Linked DNA regions of Homo sapiens: region 2 is linked to region 1. A link is a loop called in an ENCODE intact Hi-C map of the cell type or tissue named here. Cell type or tissue: IMR-90. All regions are shown on one strand. Each heading gives the region's core, and the rest is flanking DNA. Links, peaks and the distances in the headings are about the cores only.

Region 1 (11,455 bases), core at 3,076-8,075:
ATTTCTCTCAGTGGTTTGGAATTGTGAGAGAGGCAAGTCAGTTAGCTACTCTATTCCCTCATTTCAGCCCATGTACACTCAGGGGCAGTGGTGCAACCATGTTGAACACGTGCTGAGTAGCAAACACTCAACCACAGGAAAGTGAGGTGGGTGGGAGAAAGTAAAAGTCAAGAGAGAAGCCGAGGCAAAAGACCCTGTGGGGCTGGAGAGGGGAGGAAAAGCGAGCCGCTACCTGGTCCCAATGTCATTCCAGCCCCTATTTCTAGTCCCTCAGATTCAACCACAATTATTTCTTCTTATTTTTACTTTTTAAAATGGACAAATCATGATTGTATACATTTATGAGATACAATGTGATGTTTTGAGTATGTATACAATGTGGTATGTTTAATGCAAGCTGATTAACATATCTATCACCTTGCTTTCCTATCACTTTTTATAATTATAATAAGACATTTGAAATTTACTCTGTTATTTTGAATTAGATAATACATTATTATCGACAATAGTCACCCTGGTGTGCAATAAAATCTCAAAATCTATTCCTCTTGTCTATCTGAAACTTCGTACCCTTTGATCAACAGCTTACTCCCTATCCCACAGATAAATGGATAAAGAAAATGTGGTATATGTCCACCATAGAATATTATTCAGCCTTTAAAAGGGAGAAAATCTTGTCAATTGTGACAATGTGGATTAATCTAGAGGACATTATGCTAAGCAAAATAAACCAGGCACAAAAAGACCAATACTGCATGATTTCATTTACATGTGAAATCTAACCAAGCTCAACTCATAGGAGAAAGAGTAGAATGATGGTTACTAAGGGCTTGCAGGGTAGGGAGGTAGGGAACGGGAAGTTGCATTTATTTCTTCCCGTTTCGTTTTCCCTTAAGCTAGTTCGAATGAGTTTTCAACTTAAGTCTGTTACAGCTCTTCTTACCGTCCTCTTTTACACATCTAATCATGTCCTATCCTCTTCCCACCACATGAAGCATACCACCTAGAAATCACATACTTCTTCCTAACTGCTCCCTTCTCATACTTTTCAGGTAGAATTTTGTGAAAATGTTTATGTAGGTATCTATTGCTGCAGTAAATTAGGCAAGTTTGAGAATAATCAATATTTGTTCTCACTTCTCTCTTGAATTTGGGACTTTTAGGCCCCTTTATTAAAAGGAATTTCCTTTTAAAATCTACTTACCTTTAATCAGAACCAGAAACATACAATCAACATTTTTCAATAACTGTAACAGCAATAGCAACAACTAAGAAGCAGTTGTTTTTCCCTTCACTTTGATTTCTGGTTAGTCTGTCTGGTGTGCTTGTTTCCACCCTTTAAAAAATAAAGAGAAAAGACTTTCTACCTGAATTTCCATATTTTTAATGATTTAGCACATTGACCTGCCAAAAATCCCAAGGCTTAAAAACCCTAATAAGGCCTTATAATAATAGAGTTTCTCCTCAGAACAAACTTCTCCTCAAGAGCACCTGAGTCAGCTGGTTCAAAATGTAACAAGTTTCCTAACAAGCCCTCCTACTCCACATCTCAGCAAAACCAGAAAGGAGAATAGTGTTCCCAGGCACAAACCAGCAATCAGAGAATTCCAAGTACAATTCAAGCCAATGCAAAGAATTAGCAAGGAGACACCTCCAAACTCAGAAACAATATGGACTTTAAAAATATATATATTGACATTACAGTTTTGGAAACATAAATTGCATCTTTTTTTCAGATGTGGGGCTCACAATTTTTCTGGCTAAGATAACATGCTATCATTATAAATACACATAAAGGTCTATTTTTTTTAATATGAAGGGTGGGACATTTCCATCTCAATGCACATTAACAAACTTTTTTGGTCTCTTGACATTAGAGGTCTTTCTCTACCTCTCTTCCAGGTGAAAACCACCTGGCAAGGTGACACCTTGTACATATGAAATCCGAATTTAAAATTGCCTTCTAATGTCAAGGGTTACTAAAAAATAATGTTGACCTGCTCTTCTCTCTCTTCCCTAAAGAAAATAAAAAAGGACATAGGATTTTAATTCAATAAAAGTGTTTTACAAAATCTACCACCTGAACAAGAATGTTTGGCAGCAAATGACCAACTCACCTGGGTGGTGGCATTTTCTTCCCCAAGATGTTCAGAATTGGTGGGAGAATGTGAAGTCATCTGAACTAGGACCTCTTGAAGTTGCTTCCAGGCATGTGGTTTTATTATTCATTAACTTCCAGGAATACAGTAACATTTTTATTAGCCTGCCCTCTCCTTGTGGAAACAGTAACAAACAGAAGTTGCAGCCTTGGGGGCACTTTTAAAACTTTAAGACTCTCATTAATTAATGGATTTTACCTGTTAGTCAAAGGCCTTTCTGTAAATTGGATTTGAGGACTCAGGACACAGTGGCCACAGTCTCCATTTTAAGAATTTCACTCTCTGGTCTCCACCTCCTCTCACACCAGCTCACTTCCTCTGGTACCATGACTCCAGCAATCCTTTGCCAGCCCAGGGAACCTCAATCTGTTGATCCGCCACCTTTTCAAGGTCCCTCAGCCCCATCGTGTCATCACTGTTCTGTAACAGCTCAGCCTTCGTAGTTCATCATGATAATTGCTCCCTTGGTTAGACCCTTCACTCCATGGGCCCTCTCTCACCTTGTCTTCCTTGTTTGGCAAAACTCCAGCTCTCTGCCTAATCCATGCCTGCACCTGCTCAGCTGATTGTGGCTGGAGACAGGCCAGTCTCTGTTTAAATTCACAACCGTAACCTTAAAGGGGACCCTTCCAACTGGCAGGAAATTCAGCCATCATTTCTGAGTCCATGCATTCTCGCTTTCCCAAACCATTGTTTCATATCTTCTTTTTCATCAAACCTCTCACTCCTCCTTACCTATTTTCTCTCTCAGTTGTCACCTTTCTTCCTTTTTCACTGAGAAAACTGAAGTAGTCAGTAGAGAATTTCCACAAACTCCCAAACATCACATTTACCCACCCCCTGCATCTGTGCTACAAACTCTTTTTCCTGTTAGTCTGAATAAATGCCTGAGTTTTGGGGGGGACACCACATTCCATCTCCTCTCACCTATTGGAGAATGTCACTCCAGCAAACCTCTCCTCTCCTTCCCCACTATCAGTTTTCCCATCTCTGAGATATCTTTCCCACCAGCAGACACACATCTTGTCACTGATTGCATCTTAACTACTGCTTACTACCTGCTCACTCAACATCTCCCCTTGAATATCAAATACATATCTCAAACTTAATTTGTCTAAAGCCAAGATCCTGGTGTCCCATCCCCCAACTCCAGATCCTTCCTCCCACAGCTTCCCCACCTCAGCCAATGGCATCTCCATCCTCTGGTTGCTGAGTTTAAAATTTTTGGAGTGATTCTTAATTCCTTTCATTCACATCCCATATCCAATCCTGTCAACAAATTATTTGAATCTTACTCTCAAAATATATTCAAAATGTGATCACTTCTTGCCACCTCCATTACTCTAGCCTGGTTAAATCTACCATCATTTCTCAACTGAACTATCACAATAGTCTCCTAAAAAGTTTATCAGCTCCTCAGACTTTTCTCAACACCACAGCCCAGGTAATCAAGCTAAAATGTTAGACATTAGACGTCTTGGGTCACATCTCTGCTGCAAACCCCCCAGTGGCTTCACATCCCACACAGAGTTAAAACTACAGTGTGATGAATGCCTTACAGAAAAGACCCTGCATCATCAGCTTCCCCTGCACCCATTAAGGCTCTGAGCTCAACTCTTCAGGCTCTCACACTTCCACCACCCTGACCTGTTTTCTGTTCTTTTCTGTTCCTCAGGAGCACTCAGGCCATCTCACGACAGGAATTCTCATTTCACAGATAGCTACATGGCTCTCTCTCTCTTCCCTCTTCCAGGTCTTTACTCAGCTGCCATCAACTGTCATTGAATACTATTTTTATATTGTGCTTAGGTTGGTATTTAAGCTCTCTTTGACCATAATAGACAATAAACTAGAATACAAGCTTCATGTAGTCTGCCTGCTACCATATCCCAGCACCTGGAACCGTGCCTGACACATAGGAGGCCCTCAAAAAAAAAGCTTGTTGAGTAAATCAAGAATGATGTGATAGCTGCCAGGTCACTTACTACCCTAGCTTGCAGTGCATCCATGTCTTAGGTGGTACCCTTTTGTTGCCTTTAAAGCAAGGATAATTAAATGTCACTCTCACTATCTCACCTTTGGGCTGGTAGGATGCAGACTGATAAAAATTAGAAGCAAATAGAAGACAGCTAATAGAGATCAGATATGGCAGACTGTATTGGTCAGCTCAGGCCGCCATAACAAAATACATGATTGTTGACTTCAACAACAAAAATCTATTTCTCACAATACTGGAAGCTAGAAGTTCAAGATCAAGGGTCTGGCCAATTTGGTTTCAGATGAAGACTCTCTTCCTGGCTTCTAGACAGCCACCTTCTTTCCATGTCCTTATAAGACCTTTCCTTGGTGAATACCTAGAGAGAGAAAGAAAACCAGCTCTCTGGTGTCTTGTCTTAGACTTCAACCCCAGGGACCTACCCTTATGAACTTATTTGATTTTAATTACTTCATTAGAGACCCCATCTCCAAATACAGCCACACTGGGAGTTAGGACTTCAACATATGAATTGCGGGGGACACAACATTCAGTCTATAACATGACCTGGTTGAGGCTGAGCATAAAGTAAGCCAACTTGTATTTTTCTTCATGAGTATAGCATATATAGGATTCAATTCCTAGAATATCCTTCTGTTTGTCCTCACACATGATATTGTTTGATGGTATATGATTATGCTTTTCTTTCCTGATATAATTATTATAAGTTTGTTTAAGATGCACAAATCTGTCACATTATCTCATCCACAAAAACAAAATAAAAGCATTACTTTAGTACTGACTTTTAAGGTTCTACTCATTATCTGATTCCCTAGTAATTAACAAATGGTCCAGAATTTACAAGTGCTTTCCTTAATTTGTTAATCTATCTATGTACAAGTATTTGCTATGCTCAAGTACAGGTACAGGCCCCAAAAACCACAAAAGAGGCACCTGGTGCTGTCCCCAGATGGAAGGAGCCTACAATCTTAGGGGAAAATATTTACACAGAGCACACAGCACTCAAATAGTGAAATACATGATAGAGTGACATGACAAGGTGCCACAGACAATACATGCTGTAGAATATCAGAAGTTTTCTGTGCACTTTGAACTAAATAAAGCCTCTTGGTGGCATTTCTACATATGAAAATAGTGTTGGTTCATCCCAGTGAACTTTAGTCATATGTGACATGAATTTCAAAAGTGAACACATTGAAAGCCAATGTGTCCTGATCAGGAGAAGAGAAACACCCCACAGCTCTGCTTTCTGATAGCCAGGGAGGAAAGGATATCTTCTCTTCTGACACTGGTCAGATTTAAGGGAGAGGAGGAAAAGTCGAGATACTGGTAGAAATGTTTGCCTTTGAGTGTAGGCTCATTGCTTTTTAAAATCAAGACCCACGTGGCAGTCACCAGAAGGAATTTACACATAAGACAAACTGTTATCCTGAGGAGTACATGCGTGGGTGGAAGAGAATTTCTTCTTAAATATTGTTTTCACACTGGTGAATGGATGATGAAGTGTTTGCAGTCTTTCGGGGGAAAAAATGTTGTCTCCTACCTAACTTACTGGAATGAGCACAAAAAATTTGGCAAATTTCCTGGCAGAATGTTACTGTGTAACCAGTAGGAGAATGTGAAATATAATATGCCTAAAATTATCTAATCACATTTTTTAAAAGCCCTAGACTTATTTTAGTTCAATTTTGTAAAATTTAATTCTATATCTATGGAGTATTCATTACACAAATGAATGGATACAAAATATTTTGATAGTTTGTTATATTGAAAAATATTGTTTATAAAGAGATATATTCTAAAACAAAGAGTTTTCCCTGCTTAGAAAATCAAGGGCTGCGTTTCTGTGTATTTCCTGGTTGTTAATGAATATTGATGGCAACTGGACTGTGCCAGGTTTGACACTCTGTCACCTGGTGTGAGTACAAGGGAAAGTCAGTCACTTTCAAGGCACAGTACTTCCCTATAACAAGTCCTTGTACTTTGAACAGTGCACGTTCTATAGCAGCTCTGAGTATTTTGCAATTTATCTCTGAAAAGGATTTGATGCAACGATAGCTGTAGAATCTTCTCAGACAATAGCGATGTTTTCAGCACCTTGCCTTAAAAAGTAGAATCTTAATGGGCTATGATAACTTGTTCCAGGGCCTGGTTTTTATCACACAAAAACCAAGCATTACAAAAATTTTGACACTCTTTGTCCTGCTATTTGGCTTTGTCAACATCATACAAGAGACTGTAGTGATAGAAATGGTGTAATCCCCTGATGGTTTCTTCCTGCCTGCTGCACAAGTAAAGACCACAGCATTGAAGTAAAGGAAGAGTTTAATTGACAGAAGACCAATCATGTCATGCCAGAGACAGAGTTATTACTCAAATTAATCTCCTTAAAGGCTCACAGGTTAGGTTTTTTTTTTTTTTAATTAGTTAGGGGGAAGGAGTGGGGGTGGCTGTGCAATGTGTGCTTAACTGCTGATTGGTTGGGGAGAACATGAAGTCATAGGGGGTTGAAGCTGTCCTCTTGCATTGAGTTGCTTCTGGGTGGGGCCACAGAAGAGTCATTGGTCAATGGGTCCAGGTAGAGCCATGGGTGTGAGACATGCAAAAAACCTGAAAAGATACCTCAAAAGGCCAATCTACATAGTGAGGTTATATGCAAAGGTAACTGACAAGTTGCGTATCTTGTAACCAGTCTACACCTTAGCAGAATTCAGATTCCTCTCCTCCCCATAGCCTGGTGGTCTTTCATTAGCTTACAAAGTTGAGTTTTGAGGAAGGGCTATTATCATTTAAACTATAACCTAAATGTCTCTCAAAGTTAGCTAGGCCCAAAAGCCCAGGAATAATTGAGGAAAAGGCAAGATGGAGGTTGGGTTAGACCAGATCTCCCCACTGCCATAATTTTCTCACTGATACAATCTTTGCAAAGGCAGTTTCAGTGGAGCACATATTAGTTTGGAATATGTGCTTCTGTACAGGAGGTGGCTTTGGTATTTCCCAGAACCATTGTTTCTTTATAAATAAGACAGATAACAGATAAGAAACAAAAAATCAATATAGATATAATTTCATCACCCCCCTCCAAGACAAACAAAAAAATGTTACTAGCCCACCTCTTCTTATACTATTGCTCTCATGCTCAAACCTTTCCTTTTTTCTCTCCACTTTCCACCTAAATTTACATTCTTCCTTTGCATGAATCCCAGGTTCCAGGTGAATGAACTTATTCTCTTTATCTCCAGGCACATTGTTTGATTCCTCTCCTTTGTACTATTGCTCTGTTAAAGCAAACTAAGTATGGCCCAAGAAGTTCTCTGAACTTCTATATTTGAGTCCTTGTGGAGGAACCGCAACCTAGCTTAATAGGTTGACAGACTGAAAACCTAACTCAGGAGTATGCACCTGTAACAATGGCTAAGTATTGGCCAATCTCAGTGGCCATACTTCAACCATTCATCACTGCTGAGTGTTCAAACTGTGTCCAAATAAGGCAAACACCAATCTGTAGCTAATCCAGCCGTTCTGTACCTCACTTCCGATTTCTGTACGTCATTTCCCTTTTTTTGTCTATAAATCTTCTTCCACCACGTGGCTGCGCTGGAGTCTCTGTGAATCTGCTGTGATTCTAGGGGTTGCCTGATTCACAAATCATTCATTGCTCAATTAAACTCCTTTACATTTAATTTGGCTGAAGTTTTTATTTTATCAGCTCTAACTGTCCCTTTTTCATGTATTTATTCATCCTACTCCACCCTGAGAATTCAACCCCTCAATTCTTCTTAAATTTCCTTTAAGACTCACTTTATATCTTATGAACTAGTTGTATGATCATTTCAATCTGAAATGATCTTTGTTTTCCATAAACACCAATAATAATTATTGGCCATAAAATTGATATAGCCATCAATTACGTGCATCAACAAGAGGCAAGATCATGTAATGTCTTTTCTATTTCTGGCTGCCACAATTTTTAAATACTGTATTTTTTACGAAATTTCTCCTATTTACTATTTGACCCTGTAACTGCTCAACAGGTTCAATTTGCCCACTGCCTAGACAGAGCCGGTTTATCAACACAGGGGAATTGCAATAGCGAAAGCATTTAATTCACACAAAACTGGCTGTACAGGAGAACGGAGTTTTATTATTACTCAAATCAGTCTCCCCACGTATTTGGGGATCAGAGTTTTTAAGGATAATTTGGTGGGTGGGAGGCCAGTGAGTAGGGAGTGTGGATTGGTTGGGTTGAAGATGAATCATAAGGAGTTGAAGCTGTCCTCTTGTGCTGTGTCCTCTTGTGGGGCCACAAGACCAGATGCACCAGTTTATTTATCTGGATGATGCCGGCTGATCCATTAAGTGCAGGGTCTGCAGAATATCTCAAGCACTGATCTTAGGTTTTACAATAGTGAGGTTATCCTGAGGAGTAATTTAGGGAGAGTCAGAATCTTGTAGCCTCCAGCTGCATGACTCCTAAACCATAATATCTAATTTTGTGGCTAATTTTTTAGTCCTGCAAAGGCAGTCTAGTCTCCAGGTAGAAAGGGGTTTTATTTTGACAAAGGGCTGTTATTGTCTTTGTTTCAAAGTTAAACTATAAACTAAGTTCCTCCCAAAGTTAGTTGGGCCTATGCCCAGGAATGAACAAGGACAGCCTGGAAGTTAGAAGCAACATGGAGTTAGTCAGGTCAGACGTCTTTCACTGTAATAATTTTCTCAGTTATAATTTTGGTTTCACACCCAGAATAAAATTGTAAATTTCTTGAAGATGGTGACCATATCATAGTCATATGTTTAATTCCCTTAAGCAATGGTTCTCAAATTGTGGTCCATGGACCAGCAACATCAGCATTACCTTGGAAATTGTTAGATGTAAATTTTTATGTGACACCCAAGACCTTCTGAATCAGAAATTCTAGGGTTCAGGCCCAGCAATCTGTGCCTTAACAAGCCTTCAGGTGATTCTGATGCTAAAGTTTGAGAATCAGTGCCCTAGAGCATCTAAAACAGTGCCCTGAACACTTATACAATCCATATCCATTCGATAAATATTTATGAAGTGCCTACTACATGCCTAGCATTATGCTAGAAATACAGTGCAAAGTAGAAATGGTCCCTGGCTGCATGCATGAGTTTGTAGGCTAGTGAGGGAGACAGACATTATTAAGTAATCTCACAAATAAACATAAAATGGCAGCTGTCATAAGTTGTATAAAGGAAAGGCACGTGATGCTGTGAAAGCTTATTGTGGAAAATTGGTCTTGTCTTAGGTGTGCTTCTGAAAAAGTGTCACTTAAGCTGGAAATGAAGGATAAGTATGTGTTTTAACAGGTCAAAAGGGACCAAAGCACATTCCATGCTGAGGGAGCAGCGCTGCAAAGGCCTGTGTTGAAGGAGAACGTGGCCAGTGTGGCTGAAGCCCAGGAAGTCAGGAGCATAAAAGATGGTCCTTCCATCTCAAATATAAAACTCTGGCCTTTTTTTGTAAAATGCTGGAGAGCAATCTAGGAAGGGTTTAAAGCAGGATGACTGGGGTGGGGTTGGGGTCGTAACATTAGAGTTATGTTTTGAACACATCACATAATTTGGGAAATAAGTTAAAGGGGTCAAGAGTAGCTGTAGCAGGACAAGTTAAAAATGTTTGCTGTAGTCTAAAAAAATAAAGATGCTAGCTTATACCACAGCAAAGGGGAAAGTGAATTTGAAAAACATTTAAGAAGTAAAATGTTTAAAAACATTAAGAAGTAGAATGTGATGACAGATCTGATATTAAAGAAAACTAAGTGTCAAGGACCACTCCAGGGTTTCTAGTTTGCATAACAGGCAATCATGGGGTCATTCCTTAAAATAGCAAACATTGGATAGAGAGTGGATTTACCTGAGTACACATGGACACAAAGAAGGAAACAGCAAACACTGAGGCCTACTGGAGCAGGGAGGGTGGCAGGAGGGTGAGGTCCAAAAAACTACCTATAAAGTACTATGCTTATTTCCTGGGTGACAAAATAATCTGTACACCATACCTTCACAACATGCAATTTACCTATATAACAAATCTTTACAGGTGCTCCTGAACCTAAAATAAAAAAAAAAGTTTAAGAAAAATAAATCTACTATTTTTTTTTTTTTTTTTGAGATGGAATCTCACTCTGTCACCCAGGTTGGAGTGCAGACATGATCTCGGATCACTGCAACCTCCACCTCCTGGATTCAAGTGACTCCCCTGCCTCAGACTACCAGGTAGCTGGGATTACAGGTGCATGCCACCAAGCCCAGCTAATCTTTTTTATTTTAGTAGAGACAGGGTTTCATCATGTTGGCTGGGCTGGTCTCGAACTCCTGACCTCAGGTGATCCTCCCACTTTGGCCTACCAAAGTGCTGGGATTACAGGCTTGAGCCACTGCACTTGGCAAAAACCTACTTTTTATAGCAATTTTGAAATATTAAAAAAGAATATACTACTTTTTATAGCAATTTTGAAATATTAAAAAAGAATATAAAAAAGCCTTTACTATTTTCAAAGAAAAATTAGCATTTCTAAGAGCTATGTATGGAATTACACTAATCATTTTGGAGTAGAGGAAGTTCACAGATAAAATCTACTACCTTTGAGGGTAAACATGTATTGTTGGAATTATCAAGCCCAACATAAACAGAGGTGTGGTGGGGACAGTAGAGTGGCTTAATGGTTGTGTCGGTAGTTTATCTGGGTAACCTTTAATGTTGTTTACAGTCCTGAGATATCAAGTAGCAATCTTAACTGGCCCTTTAAGTGTCATAAACTGAAGTTTGCAAAAATGTTTTGAAATAAAAAATATTATATATGAAAAAAGAAAAGAAAGTGGGCTTAGGGACTGATCTGTTTCTCCACCCAAATCTCACGTCAAATTTTAATCCCCAATATTGGAGGTAGGGTCTTGGGGGAGGTGATTGGATCATGCGGGTGGATTCTTCATGAATGGTTTAGCACCATCCCCAGTGATGTTCCTGTGATAGTGAGTGAGTGAGTTTTCATGAGATCTGGTTGTTTAAAAGTATGTGGCACCTCCCGCCTCTCTCTTCCTTCTGCTCTGCCCATGTGAAGTGCTCGCTTCTTCTTTGCCTTCCGCCATGATTGTAAGTTTCCTGTGGCCTCCCCAGAAGCAGAAGCCGCTATGCTTCCTGTACAGCCTACAGAACCATGAGCCAATTCAACCTCTTTTCTTGATAAATTACCCAGTTTCCAGTATTTATTTCTTTATAGCAGTGTGAGGACAGACTAATACAGGGACAATCAGGAGATCAGTTGGCATACAAGAC
Region 2 (11,455 bases), core at 3,729-8,728, 63 kb before region 1:
TGTCAAACAGGCAGCAGAAATATGAATATTTTACTTTTGAGCAGATATAAATATTGCTCCAGGGAAAAACCATGGCAGTTCATTGTCCTAGTGTATAGCACCACCCTAAAATAGGTGACATTACCTAACACCAAAATCTCAATTATGAAAACTGAGGAAAAAATGAATCAATGCTTCCTAAGAATATATAAAAGAAACTGCTTTTAAATCTTCTTTTCCACTCCCATCTGTATCAGAGCTTCCCTGCAGCTGGCAGATTGCAGGGAGTGTGACTCACACAAAGGTGAGAATCTCTTCAGCTGCTCTGATGATCTCAGAGTGATGAAACTGATTTTTTCTTGCTTTTGTTCTCACCTCCTGGCTCTTGGTGGGCTTAAAAGTCATTCATTTTGCAAGGAAAAGATTTTTAAACATAAAATGCCTAGCATTATAGTAGACACTGAGACTTTGTTGTGAGAGAGATAGAAAATAAATAGAAGTAACAACAGCAGTTTGCAACAACACCACGTGAGCTGACAATGCAGTACATTATAATCACGATGCTGAAAAACACAAAGTAAGGAAAATCTTGGAGGAAGTAAGGGATGCCATAGATTGGTGAAAAATCGGTTTCTACTGGTGGAAAGAAGAAGGGAAGGTTTTCCCTTCCAAGCAAGGGAAAACCAACATAAGCAAAGACATGGGGTGGAAAGTGCAGAGTGTGGTATAGAGGATGGTATAAATGGAGTTGGCTGTAAAATAGTAATATACGAGGTCAGAGCAGTCAGCAAGCTCCTGGATGCATTCATCTGGATACCTGTTCAGAACAAGCTCCTTGACCTCTTTATATGGGAAAACTACTTGTCAAATCCTTAAGCATCTGAGATCATAGTGAGAACCTATCAATTATCAATAAAGTGCTTAAAGAGCATGAACGGAAATGGCTACTGTTTCTAGATCAATTCTCTTCCCAGGCATGATTTCTGATAAATCACAGTGACTGAAGCATGAGTAGGCAGATTTAATTTTTTAAAGGTCTTGCCGTTGACCATGAAGCATGATTTACTGACTGCTGAGCACTCACTAAATGCTCAGTCCTAAATAATATTGTCCAGTATGTCCCTATCTAAATATGAATGACTTTTCTAGGCCTATTAGTTTCTGGTACTATTGAAATTCTTAATGGAAATTCTTTAACCAGTTTTTTTAAAACATATTTGCTCAATAAAATGCTAAAAGCATTTTATTTAAGTGGATCACTTGAGGTCAGGAGTTCGAGACCAGCCTGACCAACATGGTGAAACTTCGTCTCTAACAAATATATATATATATATGTATATATATTACCTGGGTGTGGTAGTGTGCACCTGTAATTCCAACTGCTCTGGAGTCTGAGGCATGAGAATCCTTGAACCTGGTAGTCGGAGGTTGCAGTGAGCTGAGATCGTGCCACTGCACTCCAGCCTGGGTGACAGAGTGAGACCCTGTCTCAAAAAAAAAAAAAAAAAAAGCTAAAACCTCTTTCCTATAATATAATCTATATGATTTACTTTATAACTTGAAGATGCCATTTTCTTTTCTCAGAGGTGTTACCTTTAACAAAGAATTTGGCCTGTACTTGTGGTAAAATGGAGCAAATTTCACTTTTTAAAACCTATTTTTTCTAGCTTTAGGGAAAAAAATCCCATTGAGCTGTTAACTTATTATGCTTTCAACAGAAATCTCATTACTAGTCAATAGGCAGCTATATTGCTCAGCTGAAGGTGACCTGCTGTGAAGTTTCTACAATCGGATTCTCCCATAAATCCATTTAATTCAAGCCTGCATAGCATGCCCCAAACCACTCATTATCCTTTTAACAGAGTTGATGAATTCTCACTTCCCCATTGTCAGAAGACTTAATCAACACTACTCATTACCGATAGTATAATTGACATATTTTTTGCTCAGGTTAGACCCTTTTGTCTTTCAGTCAACAACTTGTTCAGTATACAAATGTGAAAGTAATGCACTTATTCAATGCTAGTGAAAGTGCCAATGGACATGGTGGAAGCCCTGGAACGAGGTCTTTGGAGGGACTGGGAAGTGAGAAGGGAAGTTGGGCATTAGATTACATGATTATCATTAGATGCATTATAAAAAGAGTTAGCAAGCTTCCCAAATCGATATGGCACATACAAACCAATTCTGTTGATTTTGCAATGGTGGTGGTGATGGCCAATCAGAGTGGAGTTAGCAGACAAGAGTGTGTGAGGGACTGAAGTGCTGGGACACTTCCCCACGGATGTCCCCCATTTCTGCATATTTTTTAAGCAGAGGCACTGACTGCCTTTGTTTCAGACTATCATTTCAGGGGTCGTTCGTAGCGAGCATCTTTGGAAGGTACTGATAATGCTTCCCTCTAGAGCACAGGGCAGGCATATTTACTGTCCAGTATAAAATATTCAGGTTTCATAAGCTCAGAGTTTCTCCTCCAATCCAGTAAATGTGCCAGTATCATCTCGCCCTCTTCACATCACCCTGTGGCAATTGGGACTCAGGGAATGAGAGAAAGAAAATGTTGGTACTTTGGCTACTACTATTGGTGTGAATAACAGATTCCCTTGTCTCTGACCTAGAAGTCTCATGTGTCCTCGAGTGTCACTTACATGATACTCCATATAAGTAACAGATTAACTTGTCTTCTTTTAAGTAGGGTAAAGTTCTCAGCCCCTTCACAGCTCTTGGTATAGAGTAGTCCAACACTCATGAGCAGGGGAAGCCTTTTGGTGTCATTATTCTGTCATTTGAAAGATAATGAGGAGGTTTTTGGCAGGCCTCTCAAGTGATGAAAGCTAAACTCTAACACAGGTTTTCTGTGGTCAATGTCTACATGAGACTGAAAAATCAGGACCAGTTCTATCTTTGATAGATGAGCTTTAGAATGCTAATTCTATACCAGCAGGCCACTTTTAACTCTAAGGCAGTTCTGGTTTGCAGCTCTTCTAACAAGACATTCCAAACCCCCTTCTACTTTGCCACCTTCACTATAGAGGATAAATACTAATTTCCCTTCTTTCCTTGAAACTAGGGAAAGCTCTGGCCAATAAGATATAACCACAAGTCTGCTGGGGATTTCCAAAAGGCATTTGTTTTATTCTCATAAGCAGAAGCAACATGACTAGTGTTGCACTCCTTTCCTGCCTTGAACACAGATATGATGTTGGGAGTTATTGGGGAAGCCATCTCTTGACTGAAGAAAATCCGCAAGAATCTAAGAGATCATTAACTGAAATGTCAAGCCAGTTGGTCAACAGCAATATTGTTAGTAAAAATAATAAACTCCCATTTATTAAGGCCTATGTCGCTTTTCTGTTTCTTGCAGATATAAATATTTCTAACTATTACCCTCTTCTAGTTCTTGTCACCTGTAAAAGACATACTGAGCATGCTCGTCATGTTCTGTGAGGTGTATGTTTTGGATGGAAAACCAAAACTTTATTTAGCAGGCATATGCCACAAAGGAATTTCATTTGTTACAACATTTATTAATGAAAACCAGGAAAGGACAAGGAGATACAAATATAAATAGATAGATTATTTCACTGCCACTAGATTGTTCCACACAATGGATATTGGTTCTTAATACTTAAAAATAGAGTTGGAAGGAGATTAAAAGCAAACTTGAAAAAGGACCTGCAAATATTTTCTATTTAATAAGAATTCCCAGGAAAGGGAAAAAAAATCAACAAAAAGAGGACAAGAGGCCGGGCGCAGTGGCTCACGCTTGTAATCCCAGCACTTTGGGAGGCCGAGGCGGGCGGATCACGAGGTCAGGAGATCGAGACCATCCTGGCTAACACGGTGAAACCCCGTCTCTACTAAAAATACCAAAAAAATTAGCCGGGCATGGTGGCAGCGCCTGTGGTCCCAGCTACTCGGGAGGCTGAGGCAGGAGAATCGCTTGAACCTGGGAGGCAGAGGTTGCAGTGAGCCGAGATTGTGCCACTGCACTCCAGCCTGGGTGACAGAGAGAGACTCTGTCTCCAAAAAAAAAAAAAAAAAAAGAGGACAAGAATTATAAAGAGAGCACATTTCAGTAGCTGTAAGAAGTATAGCAGGCCAAAAAATGGCCCCCCAAAAGATATCCATGTCAAATCCCTGGAACCTGAGATTATTAATTTGTTTTGTAAAAGATATGATTAAGCAAGGCTCTCGAGAGGAGTATATCATGAATGATTTGAGTGAACCCTAAATGTCATCATGAATGTCCTTATAAAATAGAGATAGGAGATTTGACACAGACACACAGAGGATAAGTGACGTGGAGACAGAGGCAGAGATTGGAGTGGTATGGCCACGAGTAAAGGAGTGTCAAAGATGCTGGGAAACCACCAGGAGATAGAAAAAGGCAAGTAATGGATTCCCCCCAGAACCTCCAAGAAGAGTGCAGCCCTGCCACACCGCAATTTCAGAATTCTGGCCTCCAGAACTGTGCCTATTGTTTTAAGTCACCAAATTTTTGTGGTGATTGTTATGGTAACTCTAGAAAATGAATACAAAAGTTAATTGAAGAGTCAATGTATGATAAAGGAATCATCTGACAACAGACAGAACAAATAAGTTATTGGATTCATTTTGTGGAATGTTTATTGTATCGTGATGATGTACCGCCACAGGTTAAAAGTGATAAGATGAATAAAAACTAATTCCCACCTTTAGGAGATCCCAGTGGTGAGGATGATAGAACATTTACACAGATAACTATAATATGAGAAAGATGTAATAAATTCGTTTTTTTTTTTCTTTTTTTTTGAGACAGAGTCTCGCTCTGTTGCCCAGTCTGGAGTGCACTGGCACAATCTCGGCTCACTGCAACCTCCGCCTCCCAGGTTCAAGCGATTCTCCTGCGTTCAGCTTCCTGAGTAGCTGGGACGACAGGTGCATGCCACCACACAGAGCTAGTTTTTGTATTTTTAGTAGAGACGGGGTTTCACCATGTTGACCAGGCTGGTCTCGAACTCCTGACCTCAGGTGATCTGCCTACCTCAGCCTCCCAAAGTGCGGGACTACAGGTGTCAGCCACCGTGCCCATCCTAATAAATTCTTTATCAGTGGTATAAATGAAGTCTTCTAGAGATATGAAACTATTTCTGTCCATAGGAGGTCTAGGAAGCCTTACCAACCTTATTAGAAGATGCGAAGATGTGAATTAGACTGAAGAGGGGACACTGGAGAAGGGAGACTCCAGGGGAAAAGACACATCTTGAGTAAAGACAAAGAAAGGAGCATGTTGGAAGAGATATGTGACTTCTCTGGCTAGAAGATAAAATTGTGGGAGTTCTGAATGCCCTATGAGATAGCCAAGGAAAGTTTTGGGGCAGGAGCTCAGTACCACCCTTATGTTTCCAGGTTTATGGTGACAACTCTGGTGGCAGTGGATGGCATAGACTGGGCAGGGTGTGTAGGGAGATAGTAGGAAGGATTGCTGGGAAGCAGGGAGATCAGTTCAGAGACTATTACAATTATCTAGAAAAGGGGCAAAATAGCTGACCAAAACAGTGGTAGTGGGAATAAAAAGAAGATAACATCAAGGGATATAACAAAGGTAGATTTCATGAAATAAGAATTCTGAATGGACAAGCAGTAAAAGAAAGCAAAGAATGAAACATGTTTTCAAACCTGAGTAGCTGGGTGTTGTGTTTATTACAAACCACCCAAAACTATGGTGGGTTAAAATAATAACCAATTGTACTCACTATTCTTGATATTCAATGCTGCATAACTAACCATCTCAAACTTAGTGCCACAGAACAATCCTTTTATTATATTTGTAGATTCTGTGGGTCAGGAATTTAGACAGAGCATAGTGGGGATGGCTTGTCTTTCTTCTGTAATGTCTGGGGCCTCAGCCGAAAGTCTCCAATGTGTGGGAATTTGGGTCTGGAGCCACCTGGAGGCATATTTATCCACATATCTGCTGCCTGGGCTGGGATGACTCAAAGGCTGTACTCAGCTGGGATGGTTGACCATGGCACCTGCATGTGGCCTCTCCATGTGGCTTGAGCCCCTCTCAGCATGATGGCTGGGTTCTGAGACAAAGAACCACAAAAGGGAGCATGCAGAGAGTGAGTGATCCTAGAGACCAAGGCAGAAGCTGCATGGCATTTCATAACCTAGCCTCAGAAGTCACATAGCATCACTTTTTCTGTAGTCTATGGGTTGGTGCAGTCAATAGCGTTCCCAAATTCAAGGGAAGGGGACAGAGACCCCACTACTCAATAGGAGGAGCATCAGTGCAGAGGACCATCTAGAATAGGAAATATTGCAGTCATCTTTGGAAGACACAAATTGACACACCCATGAATTCTTTGGGTTAAGAATTCAGACAGGGTACATACTATAGGAATGGCTTGTCATTGCTCTACAGTGTCTGGAGCTTCAGCCCCTCCCAGTCATTGTAGAGCAATGAGTAGGATTGACTTGATGGCTGGGAGCCAGAATCATCTGGAGACTTCACTCTCATGTCAGGAACCTAGGCTGGTGTGACTAATGGCTGGAACTCATTAGGTTTCTCTCTCTCTCTCTCTTTTTTGTCTGTCCATGTGGCCTCTTGATGGCTGCCTCGGGGAAGTCAGACTTCTTACATAGTGACTCAAGCCTTCAAGAAAAAGTGTTCTAGTGTGTAAAGAAGAAGTTTGTGGCTTTTTATGACCTGCTTAGTAGTCACATAGCATCACTTACACTGTACTCTATTGGTCAAAGCAGACATAAGCCTGCCCAGATGTAAGGGGCAGGGATATAATCCCCTCCCTCAATGGAAGGCGTGTTTTAAATTGGCCACCCTGGAAGCAATGTTTTAAATTGGCCACCCTGGAAAAAGGATAACATTACTAGCCAAGGTCAAGGATAAATAGGCTTAAGAGTTTAGATAATGAAATTTGTTTTATAAAAAGTAAATTTGTGGTACCTAGCAGAATCCTGGCAACATGAATCTGAAGTATGAGAAATAGTCCCTATCAGAGAAATAAACTAATAAATGCATGGGGTAATTAAAACAACATATTTAATGAGAGGAGGCCTAAGAACCCAGACCTATGCATAGTGAATTTTGTTCGTTATTCACCCAACATTCATTTCCCACCCCTTCCTTTCTTACAGAATCCCAAATCCATTCATGGGTTCCTGTTTCAGACCCAAAGTAAGAGCCTGGTTTGTATAAAACAGTCATGGGAGCCCCATTCTCACTGGCTTTGACTGAGTATATGATGTCATTCCCATCAGGGAACAGGAGATAAAGTCTGTTGGGGTGCATCGTAAAAAGATTTCCTATAGGCCGGGCGCAGTGGCTCACACCTGTAATCCCAGCACTTTGGAAGGCCGAGGTGGGAGGATCACGAAGTCAGGAGATGGAGCCCATCATGGCTAACACGGTGAAACCCCGTCTCTACTAAAAATACAAAAACAAAATTAGCCGGGTGTGGTGGAGGGTGCCTGTAGTCCCAGCTACTCAGGAGGCTGAGGCGAGAGAATGGCGGGAACCCAGGAGGCAGAGCTTGCAGTGAGCCGACATCGCACCACTGCACTCCAGCCTGGGCGACAGAGTGAGACTCCATCTCGACAAAAAAAAAAAAGATTTCCTTAAAGAGGCAGAAAGACTTTGTCCCTATATTTTTTCCTTTGCTTGTTATCATGTCTGAGGATCTGAGCATGGTCAGAGAAAAGGAATGCCAGAGAAGATCCTGGATCCTTCCGTAACTCTGAACTGCTTGTTTTGTGAAATTAGTATATCCTATTATTTAAGTAAGATTGAGTTGAGTGAGGGCTTCTAATACTTTGAGCCCAAATCATCTTCCTAAATATGATCCTTGCTCATAACCCAATATTCCAAAATTCCCAGGGCATACTTAAACTTCGGCTCTGGAATTGAAAAGTTAAAATGTTCTAATTAAAAAGACTTCCTAAAACATTTAACATTATTTAATTACAGATTGTGACAGTTAATTTTATGCAGCTGCTTGACTGAGCCATGGGATTCCCAGATGTCTGACTAAACATTATTTCTCGGTGTGTCTCTAAGGGTGTTTCTGAAGGAGATCGGCATTCAAATTGGTAGATTGAGCAAATCAGATAGCCCTTCCCAGTGTGGACGGGCCAACTACCAACTGGTTGAGGCCCCAAATGAAACAAAAAGGAGGAGGAACACTGGATTCCTGCTCCCTCTGTTTGACTGCTTGAGCTAGGACATTGACCTTCCCCTGCCCTTGGTGCTCCTGGTCCTCAGGCCTTCAGATTGGAAAGGAATCTACACCATCAACCCACTGGCTGTCACGCCTTTGAACTACACCACTGGCCTTACCCGGCCTCCAGCTTGTAGATGACTTATTGTGGGACTTTTTCACCTCTATAATTGTGTGAATTGATACATTATAATAAAAAGTTTTTAGGATATATAGGTATACACACACACACACACACACACAATTGGGTTTGTTTCTTCAGAGAATCCTAATACACAGATTATTAATGTATATTAATGGTATGGTTTGGATGTTTGTCCCCTCCAAATCTCATGTTGAAATGGGATACCCAATGTTGGAGTAGGCCTGGTGGGAGGTATTTGGATCATGAGCCTGGATCACTCATAAATGGCTTAGTGCCATCCCTTTGGTGACGAGTTAGTTCTTGCTCTGGTAGTTCATGCGAGATCTGGTTGTTTAAAAGAGTGTGGAATCTCCCTGCTCTCTCTCTCTCACTCCCACTCTTAGCACACAATGCACCTGCTCTGCCTTCACCTTCCACCATGACTGTAGGCTTCCTAGGGCCCCCACCAGAAGTTGAGCAGATGCTGGCACTGTGCTTCTTGTACAGCTTGCAGAACCGTGAACCAATTAAACCTCTTTTCTTTATATATTACTCAGTCTCTGGGTAAAGAAAATCTGGCACATATTCACCATGGAATACCATGCAGCCATAAAACATAATGAGTTCATGTCCTTTGCAGGGACATGGATAAAGCTGGTAGCCATCATTCTCAGCAAACTAACACAGGAACAGAAAACCAAACACCTCATGTTCTCACTCATAAGTGAGAGTCAGACAATGAGGACACACAGACACAGGGAGGGGAACATCACACACTGGAGAGGGAGACCATTAGGACAAATAGCTAATGCATGCAGGGCTTAAAACCTAGATGATGGGTTGATAGCTGCAGCAAACCACCATGGCACATGTATACCTGTGTAACAAACCTGCACTTTCTGTGCATGTATCCCAGAACTTAAAGTAAAATTTTTTTAAAAAAAGGATTTCAAGATGAAAAAAATAAAATATATTACCCAGTCTGAGGTATTTCTTTATAGCAACACAAGAATGGACTAACACAATTAGTGTACTGCATTTGTATTGTATGGTACTTGACACATACTTAGCACAAATTATGTCATTTGATCTTTACGACACCTTTTGGAAATAAGCAATGTGGGCATATTCCATTTTCAAATGAGGTAAATGAACATTCTGCTTTAAGTCCTTTTGTGAAATTATACATGGTTTAAATAATAAATCTTATTCTACTTTTCATATTCCACTTTGCTTTGCAGATAGTACCTATTCACTAAATATTTGCATATCTTAAATTTATAGCCCTCACTAAGATAATTTTGAAGGCAGAAAATAATGATTATGTTCAAACACTAGCCAATATAAAATACTCTGGCAAGGATTTGATCATAGACAAGCACAGAATTGTAAGGTTTGTTTACATTAAATGCTCAGTCAGCTTGAAATATGGTGGTAGACTATCTTGGTGCTTAGTAACCCTCATGCTTTATGGGAAGAGGTCAAAGAAACAGGGGTAAGTTCAAAACATTATTCTTTTAATCTAGCATAGTACCAGGAACACAAGTGAGCCTGATCTTATTATTTAACTGACAATAATTTAAGTACTGAGCTATTTCACATGAAATAAGCATTTAGGAGCATGTAATCTACTTCAAATCATCTATTTATGATGGCTTCTTCCTTTACTGTTAAAAGATATTAATTGTAAAGGTAAACATTGGTTTTAACAGCTAGATCTTCTTTAACCATTTCTCTTAGTCAAACTCCATCAGTTTTGACAAGCAAGCTTTTATAAAAGCATATTCTTTTAACACGCCTGCTAAATTAGCTTGTTGCTATGTATTAACTTAAAATACTACTTTAACTGTTACACCAACAGCCAAAAACAGATGGGATTGCTGCAAGATGGTGCAGAGAGAGAAGCTCTTGGGACATAAACTGATTTTGTTGTCTTAATGAGACCTATTTTGGAATAATTCTTTTTTCAAGTCCTTGCCACAAAGGAGAATAATTTTTTTTTTGTTTACAGAAAATGTGGAAATTCACAAACCAAAAAAAAATATTCTCTAGTGGAAAGGTGTTACACACATATAAAACAATAATTATTATTATCCAAAGTATATGTTCATACTACCAGAAATCTATGTAGATCCCAAGAGGAAAGTTCTTTCCTTAAGCAATTCTTTTGCACCTCTCTTTATATTAAAAAGAATAAGTTTGAGAAGGTGGAAAATATTACAAATGAAAGAAACATTGAAAAGGGCAGAAATATAAAAATAAACAGTTTTCTCCCAATGCTTTATTTACTATGGGTTTGTCTCTGTCTTCATACCTCAATATCAAGGCTAAGCAGAGTTTGAGCTGAAGGCTTCTGATCCTATGAATTACTTATTCATCAATTATTTGTGAAACACCTACTATGTGCTGGGCATTGTCACAGGTACTACGTGTAATATGGTGAGCAAAAATGGACACTGCCCATAATTTCATTAAGCTCATAGTAAAGAAACTAAAAACTCTTTTTTATACAACCTGAAAGGCCATTACCTACTGTGTCACATTTTGCTACAAAATTCTGTGAAATTTGGGTTTTTTTTTCTTGTTTTTTCCTCTTATGAGCCATAATACCTGCCATCCATATTGTTTTTATGAATGGCATTCCATTTAGTTTTGTCTCTTGCCTTTCATTTCCTATTTTCTACCCATAGTCAAGGCTTCTAAGTACATTATTAGTATTTTCTCATTAGGATTTTTATTTTCTACCTAAATGTCATTCTGAGAGAGTTATCCCTCACTTGATCTTCCAGCCAGTAGACCTTAGGGGAAAGATCATTCCCAAATAAAGCAGCTGAAAAACACCATGGGGTATTTCAACTTGGGATTCCATGTCTTCCTGTCTTACAACTTTATCCCGGCCTTCACTTTGTTTTAAATGTTTGAGAATAAAAGACCAGCTATGAGTACCATCTGCTTAAATCCCTCTACCTTGTCCAGATCATTAATGAAGACAATTAAAAATAGTTCTCATGAGAAAATAAGATAAGCCATTATTAAGAGGAAATCAGGTACACTTACATTTTCTATTTCCTATAGGTAAAGCATTTTAGATGTAGTTAATGTTATATTTTCACTTCAAAATAGATATTTAACG

The links. A loop is a pair of places that touch in the nucleus more often than their neighbours do. Peaks named below come from ENCODE experiments on the same cell type or tissue, not always from the same donor. Only the 100,000 strongest peaks of a DNase experiment are listed, where the experiment ranks them.
Region 2: a loop joins it to region 1, with 4 times the contacts of the local background. A loop is called at or near these places in 3 of 110 quality-filtered maps.

Annotation. Positions count from the first base shown.
Region 1 is chr1:197,949,880-197,961,334 of GRCh38, reverse strand. No RefSeq gene overlaps it. Among named protein-coding and RNA genes, the nearest start is that of LHX9, 38 kb to the right of the region's middle. In IMR-90, for the core only: no CTCF peak of the experiment used is centred there; a DNase peak (open chromatin) is centred at 5,664.
Region 2 is chr1:198,013,814-198,025,268 of GRCh38, reverse strand. No RefSeq gene overlaps it. Among named protein-coding and RNA genes, the nearest start is that of LHX9, 100 kb to the right of the region's middle. In IMR-90, for the core only: no CTCF peak of the experiment used is centred there; a DNase peak (open chromatin) is centred at 6,538.